Linked DNA regions of Homo sapiens: region 2 is linked to region 1. The links are chromatin contacts, found by Hi-C or POLR2A ChIA-PET in ENCODE. All regions are on one chromosome and are shown on one strand. Each heading gives the region's core, a stretch centred on a gene start or an enhancer-like site at or near the end of the contact. The rest is flanking DNA. Distances are from core to core; before and after follow the strand shown. Region 1 holds the start of ADAMTS5 (ADAM metallopeptidase with thrombospondin type 1 motif 5). Region 2 has its middle 190 kb from the start of ADAMTS5.

Region 1 (3,767 bases), core at 509-3,008:
GTCATCTCCCAGCTGGTTGTGTTGGTGCTGCCACTTGCAAAAGTTCTTGAGTGTGGTGGCAGCGTTCTTGCTCACTTCCAGGCTCTTGTCCTTGTCGCCTAGCACCACCACCTTCACCACGGCCAGGCGGATGTGGTTCTCGATGCTAGCATGGCTGTACAGCCTATTGGCGATGGAGGCCAGGGTCAGCAGGTAATGCTGCAGGCCCCGGCCATACAACCGCGCCATGGACGCGTCAGCCACCAGAAGCAGCTCCACCTGGCGGGCCCGGGAGATGGAGCGGCGCCGCCGCCGCCACCACGTCTGCGGTCCTGAGCCCCCAGCGGGCGAGAGAGCGGACTGGTCCAAGAGCTGCGAGGCCAGTGCTGCGCGTCCGCTCGGGTTGCTGTGCGCCGGAGCATGCTCGTGGGCCTCCGGTGTGGACGCGGGGGTTTCGCAGCTGGCGCGCGGCGGCAGGGCCTCGAAGCTGAAGCCCTCGCGGGTGTAGACGTGCAGGATCCGTGCGGACCCATCCCCGTACACGCGCCCCTTTTCTTCCTCCGCCCAGGGTCCGCGCAGCAGTGGCTTTAGGGTGTAGCGCGCGTGCTTGACCGCGAAGAAGCCGTCGAGACCCCCACAGAGGTCAAAGACAGCCAGAGAGCGGGGACTACCGTCCACTGTGCCCCGATAGAAGCAGTGGCTCCGGTGGCGCCAGGGCGCACTCGTCCCGCCTCCTGCGGGCACGAAGCCAGCAATGCCCACCGAACCATCTCGCTCCAGGTCCAAGAGGAACCTCCGGCCGCCCGCGTAGACGAGGTAGCCCACCTTGCCGCCGCCGGAGTAGAGTTGGTCGATGTTCTGCACCAGCCCCTTGCTCCTGCGCCGCTGCGCCAGGGGGTGCGGGTGGCCGGGAGGCTCGGCTCGCTCCTGCACCTCCTCCCCCTGCCGCCGGCGGGGCTGGGCGGCTGCTGCAGCAGTCGGAGGCTGCCCGGCTTTATCCTGGGCAGGTGTCGCGGCGGGGCCGACCGCGGCCAGGGGCAGGCGGAACGCGCACAGCAGCAGGGACGCCCACCCGAGCAGCATAGTGCGCTGCCCGCGGGGAGGGGCTGCGCGACTGGGACTTTATGGGTATTTGTTATTTGCTATGAAGTTAACGGGGCGGGGGATGGGGACACACACACACTTGCTTGCAGGATTGAGTCAAGTGTCGGAGGGAGGGGGGCCCGGCAGCAGCGCCAGCCTGTCCGGGCTGCGGTGCCAGCGTGCGAACTTTTCTTTGTTGCTTGGGAAAATGTTTGGATTCGTGCTCCAGAAAGAGGTGGGGTGGGGGGGGGGGGAAAGAAAAGATTAAAAAAAAAAAGTCGGATAGTGGAGATTCAGCAAATACGGGAAAAGGAAAAAAACAAAAACCAAAAAACCACCAAATGCAGGCACGATCGCTGTTTCAAGAAAAGTAAGGAAAGGTACCGCGCACCGGGCTGGCAACTGGTGCGCGCAGCCTCCCGCCCCCGCGCTGCGCTGGACAAGCCGGCTGTGGAGGTTCCAAGCTCCGGGGCCCACTTCCTTTCTTATTTTGTGGGTTTCCTTGGCTCTGCTGGGACCAGGAGGAAGGGAAGAAAGAGAGGGGAAAAAGCCGTAAAAATTAAAACAAAAATGCAGGGGGGCAGCCTGAGGCGAGCTGGTGAAGCGGCGTGTCTGTGTCCCTTCGGCTGCGGTCTCCTCCTGCCCGCCGTCATCCCCAGTCGGCAGCTGCGAGCGCCGAGAGCAGCGCGAGCGCTGTGAAGATGCGAGGAGGTGGAACAATGAATTTATAGCGGCATGCCATCCTGCAATGGCAATTTCAACAGTTCGTCACTGCACGCTGCCTCTTAAAGGGAGAGCTTCCCCCACCACTCCCACCCTTCCCAGTCCGCGCCTAATCAGATGGGGGAGGGCAAAAGAGGAGGGTGATCGAGGAAAGGGAGACGAAGTAGGAGGAAGGGACTGGGACCCGGCGAGGTGGTAGGAGGGGAGAGGGGAAAATAAAAAGTAATGGGGCAAGAAAAACAGATTTCCTTGGCCACTTTTAAAGCCACAGCGGCTCCGGGTCTGTCTGATATTTCACAACCAATTGGGGTTGGCTAACCTTGGCTTACCTCATCTCCTGAACGGGTGTTTTGGTTAAAGTTATTGAGACGTTTCAAGTCTCTCCCTGCCTCCTTCTTGCCTGCTTTTCTCGCCCTCGGTGGGAAGTTCCTGCCGCAAGTTTTTCCCCTTTGCACACCCGTGCGCTCTGGCCTCGCAGACCGTGCAACTCCATCCACCAGCCAGAGCTTTTCAGCTTCCCGTGCGTCCCCTAACCACCGCGTTCCCTTCGCTTCCTCCCCTCCGTCCCGGCACCCGGTTTCCTCCCTCCCCATTCTCCAGCCTCTTGATGCTTTGACGCTCGCCGGATTCGGGCTCCGGGTGACTAACTTCTCCCGGCCACCAGCAGAGCGGCTGGACAGCCAGAGAGCCCAGGGCGCTTCCTGGCGCGCTGCGGTACCCCGGGGCGAGAACGCCCGCCGCTTGGGAACTCCGCAGCTTTGTGTGCGAACGGCGGGCTCCCAGCTTTCTCCAGCACGCCTTTCGTCAGGGTCCACAATCTGTCCCTTACTCCCAGCCCACTGGAACTTCCTTTGCTCTAAAAAGGCAGAGCGAGAAAGAGTTAACTCTTAGAGGGAATTCCGCTCATTTTTTTTCCCTGAAAGATTTTAAAATTTTGCGCTCATACTTTTATTTTTTGCTTAAATGATACTTTAATAATAAATTCCTATATCTGTTTTTGTCTCTTCTAAAGCAACCACTTATCGCCATAGGCCTTGACCTACCTTCATTCTCAGAAATTCCTTTTAGAAGAAAAAGAATACTTTTGGCGGAAGGAAGATTGGTGCTTATTAGTACGCGGGTGACATTATCACTGCTACTCGTTTCCTCTGACCTCTTTGTTTCCTCTAATTATCATTCTAAGAAGGGAGAAGGAAAACCCGACGACTTATGGTTAGAAGGTCTACCTTCTACTGTAGGGGTAAGAGCTCCCTCCATGCCCAAATTATTCTTCAGGCTAATTAACTAATGCACCAGTGAAAAATGAATGTGGTGTAATTTGTACATTTCCATCTTTTTCTACGTTTAACTTTGGCTACGCTGGGGATAGCAGGGCGGGTGCCTTAATGGGGCCCCAAGCTGATCGCTTTCTCTGGGAGGGAACCATGAGGGTCCAGAGCTTGATGGAGGTTCTTAGAGTGGCAATAATCCTCTGGAAGGAATTTCAGAATTGCCCGGCAACAATACCCATTGCCGTGTGCCTGGGAACACCCTCTGGAGTCTTGTGAGGGGCAGATGTATCATCTTGTTTTAACTTATAAATAAAGAAATCACTGGGGCCTTAGGGACACCCAACAGCCCCTGATAGATTCTGAAATACATCAGGACCAGGGAGGAAGTTACTATTGCTGAAGGCCATTGCTTTATAATTCCACAATGCCTCAGCCTCTCAGTGGCCAGTTGACCCAGGCCAATGCTAACAGCTGGATGGGTCAGAATAGGAGGTTCCAGCCATTTTCTCTATCCCACCAAGGCCTTTGAGCCTTGCATTAGCCGTTCTCTTTTGTGGTCCTTGCTTTGCACCTACAAATAGCAAACTTTTATCTTTTTAACCAGTTACAGTGAAAAGGAGTCCAATATTTGGCACTAAACACCATTTCTAATACAACCTTGATTCAATAAATTTAACAATTTTGTCATTGTTCATGCCAAAGAATCATTTT
Region 2 (3,767 bases), core at 538-3,037, 190 kb after region 1:
TAATAAAGGCTTGTACAGAGAGCACTAACACTGTGGTGGCTATTGTGATGTTTCAACTTGCCTTTTTATACAATCAAACACAAATACAGGTGTTGCTGTGAAGGAATTCTGTAGTTGTAATAAAGATCCTAATGCATTGTCTTTAAGCAAGAGGGATTATTCTGGATAATGTGAGTGGGCCTAAGTGAATGAGTTGCAAAGCCTTAAAAGCAGGGTTGATGTTTCTAAGAGAGAGAGAGAGAGAGATAGAGTAATTGAAAGAGAAAGAAAAAGAAGAAATTTCTCTTGAGGACAATTTCAACCTGTTCTCAGGGAGTTCCATCCTGTTTGTGATCTTGCTTTCTTGTGGATGATAGCTTCAACCATAGCCACAGGTTCAAAACTGTGCCTTCCTGAATGTCTGCTCTATGGATTTAGGACTTTATTCCAGTCCCCACAACCATGCCATCCATCTATCTATCTATCTAATCTATCTATCTATCTATCATCTATCCATCTATCCATCTATCTATCTATCATCTATCATCTGTCCATCCATCCATCTATCAAGAGAGATATAATTCTAATACCTGTACAATCTTAAATGTTCTGCACCTCCGGTTGAACTCTGACTGGTGTAGATAATTTTGGTATTTGGAAGTAGGTGCTGCCATAACAAACACACACAAATATGGAGTTGGCTTTGAAACCAAGTGGATGGAGGCTGGAAGAAGTCTGAGAAAAATTTTGAAAGATCTGATGATAGAGAATGCCTAAATTGTCTTCAACCGATTGTGAGTCAAAATATGAACTTTATGAGCCTTTCTGGTAAGGGCTCAGAATGAAGTGAGGGGCATGTTATTGGAAACAGGAAGAATGGAGATGCTTGTTAGGTAATGGCAGAAAATGTAGTGGAATTGTCTCCTGTGAGAATAGTGGAAAATAGAATTTCCTCTGGCTGGTAGCAGAAGCGATTCAAGGTACTGGAAAGATTTGATGCACTATTGCTGATTCAAAGATGGAGAGGCCCATATACAAGAACCAGAGAGTAGTAGCTTTGCATTAGTTTTCTAGGGCTGCCATAAAAAATGACAGACTGGCCAGGTGTGGTGGCTCACGCCTGTAATCCCAGCACTTTGGGAGGCTGAGGCAGGTGGATCACTTCAGGTCAGGAGTTCGAGACCAACCTGGCCAAGATGATGAAACCCTGTCTCTACTAAAAATACAAAAGTTAGCCAAGCAAGGTGGTGAGTGCCTGTAATCCCAGCTACTCAGGAGGCTAAGGCAGGAGAATCACTTGAACCCAAGAGGCAGAGTTTGCAGTGAGCCAAGATTATGCCATTGTACTTCATACTTCAGCCTGGGTAACAAGAGTGAAACTCCAACTAAAAAAAAAAAAAAAAAAAAAAAAAACTGACTGAGTAGCTCAAACAACAGAAGTTTATTTTCTCACAGTTCTGAAGGCCAGAAGTCTGAGATCATGATGTCAGCAGAGGTAGTTTCTTCCAAGATCTCTCTCCTTGGCTTATAGGTCATCTTCTCCCTGTATCTTTACATGATCTTTCCTATGTACATGCCTGTGTCTACGTTTCCTCTTCTTTTAAAGATACCAATTATATTGGATCAGGTCCTTTCATATGACCTCATTTTACCTTATTTCCCTTTTCGAAGATTCTCTCTCTAAATACAGTCATATTCTGAGATACTCTGAGTTAGAATTTCAACATACAAATTGTGGTGGAACACAGCTCAGGTCATAACAAATTTCTAGCTGCTGAGAGAAGTTCCTAGCCAACAGCAGGCAAGATAACGGGGCTGTCAATTCTACAACTGCAAGGAACTGGACTCTATCCCAACAAGCTGAATAATCTCCGAGGAGGCTCTTTCTCATAGCCTCCAGATAAATGTCCAACTTGGCTGATACCTTAATTTTGGCACTTGCTGGTCTTCTGAATTATAGAAATGTGAGATTTTTTTTAAAAGCCTCTAGGTGAGTAGTAATAATGTGTTATGTAGTGATAGTAAACTAATGCAAACAACATGTACTAGTGGCCAGTCACAATTTCTTAAAAACCAAACCAAAACAAACAAGAAAGAACAAAACAAGAAACCTGGCCCTAGGATGCTCTGATCAAACAATCTATAGTCTCTACCACCGCAGTTGATCCCAACATCTTAATTTTCCTCTTCCTGTCATCCATTCTAGATTTCTTTATCTTTGGACAGACATCTCTTTGTCTAATCTTCTTGACAAAGGATTAAAAAGGAAATCCAAATACAAATAAATAGGAACAGAGGACCTGACACCCATACCACACCTACCTCAGATGCACTGACTTCTCTCCCTTTGCTAAGATTTTTATCCACTGTGGAGCTGGAAAGGGGCTTGGAGATTGGACGTTTCTAAGTGATCTGATGGAAAAGAAAAGATCCAGCTCTGGGTGGACATTTCATTACATTGTCACCTGGTAGTCCATGCTCTGGTGCACCATCTCTAGCAGGACCCAACAGCATAAGGAGCTTCTTTCAAAATGTGACTAGTTCTTTGCCAAAGATGGTATGACTTTGTTTCAATTCCTAGTTCTGTGCTGTGGTTTTTTTTGCTATGGTTCTCCAGAGACTAGACATAATGTTTTATCTACCAAAAAGACCTCCGACCTCCTGTACTATGTGATCTGCAAGTCATTTGTACAAAGAGGCAGAGCTACTTTTACCATAACTAAAACTGCTGAAGAATCTACCTTGCTATGGGCCACACTGAAAACTGTCAGCCTTCTAAGTCACTTATTACATGGAACAAAAGCAATATTCCCAGTGTAATATGCATTGTTTCCAAAATCCAAAGAGACCAACTGAGATTATCAGCACCCTGCTTCTCACCACCTATGATGGACTGAAGTACAAATGAAGAGGTAATGCATTCATTTTGTAATAGTTCTTTACATGAATTATATGGGCTAAATTACACTAATAAAGATTGTAAAATTAATTAGCAGTTTTTGGTAGCCACATACGCTCTGAAGGAAGAAAATAGACACTATTAAATAAGGTGGCAGAGTAAAAGCCAAAAGCCATTCTTTGCAGCATTTCAAGAGACTCACATTTCTTTCATGTGCAAAATGTGTTGAAGAGAAAAATGTGTTGAAAATCAGGTTCAAGATTTTAAAGGAAGAGAGGTAGAGCCAAAAGGAGACTAAATTCATATTTCTGTCAAATTCTTTATACTGAGTTCAGGGCCCTATTGGGGAGGAGTGGAATATTAAGCCTGGATGGAGACATTCGGGAGGATGAACTAAGAATTTCAATCCCTATGAGCCAGCAGCAATAAACACCCTCCCTCCATCATGACGAAAAGAGCATCTTCCCATTGCTTGAAACTGTGCAAAGGATTCACCCAAGATCGATGACTTCTAAGATGATGCTTGTCTTTCTTACTTTCTACCCCTACTTCCCCTAATTGCCTCTGAACCAATTACGTAGGACAAATCTCTGCATGACTTAATCAGGAAAATCATGTTCCTACTAGGAGAAGAAAGGGAATGTTCAACATAGAGTGATAGGCCTGACTAATATGTACTGATTATAACCAGGAAAACCTGCCTGGGAGTGGATCTTAAGGGTCTTAACTATGGAGAACAGAATATGAGCCTGGAGAAGAGTGACTATATTCATATAGGTACTATAGGTTGGTGCAAAAATAATTGCGGTTTTGGACTGTGAATTTCAAATTATTATAACTAGACTCAAACACATCTTTATAAATCAAAATAGGAACCATTATGATCAGC

Evidence for each region. Hi-C counts contacts between places; a loop is a spot of excess contacts on that map. ChIA-PET counts read pairs that join two places held with the same protein, here RNA polymerase II (POLR2A). Pooled maps may share reads with other maps.
Region 2: a pooled map shows a loop between it and region 1 (1.8-fold over the local background). The contact joins the enhancer-like site here to the promoter of ADAMTS5 in region 1. A Hi-C loop is called at or near these places in 2 of 168 maps with a recorded cell type or tissue (gastrocnemius medialis and heart left ventricle) and 1 of 50 pooled maps. POLR2A ChIA-PET finds 5 or more read pairs at or near these places in 3 of 52 experiments (AG04450, IMR-90 and activated T-cell).

What each region holds. Positions count from the first base shown.
Region 1 is chr21:26,965,330-26,969,096 of GRCh38, forward strand. ADAMTS5 (ADAM metallopeptidase with thrombospondin type 1 motif 5) reads right to left here and starts at 1,759. Exons shown (of 8, transcript NM_007038.5): 1 at 1-1,759. The coding sequence starts at 1,062. It overlaps LOC124905050, which reads right to left. Exons shown (of 3, transcript XM_047441063.1): 2 at 2,115-2,641; 3 at 1,327-1,755. The coding sequence ends at 1,327.
Region 2 is chr21:27,153,189-27,156,955 of GRCh38, forward strand. No RefSeq gene overlaps it. Among named protein-coding and RNA genes, the nearest start is that of ADAMTS5, 190 kb to the left of the region's middle. Within about 2 kb of position 1,788, at least 2 of the 41 ENCODE cell types and tissues checked have a DNase peak (open chromatin) inside an H3K27ac peak, as active enhancers do.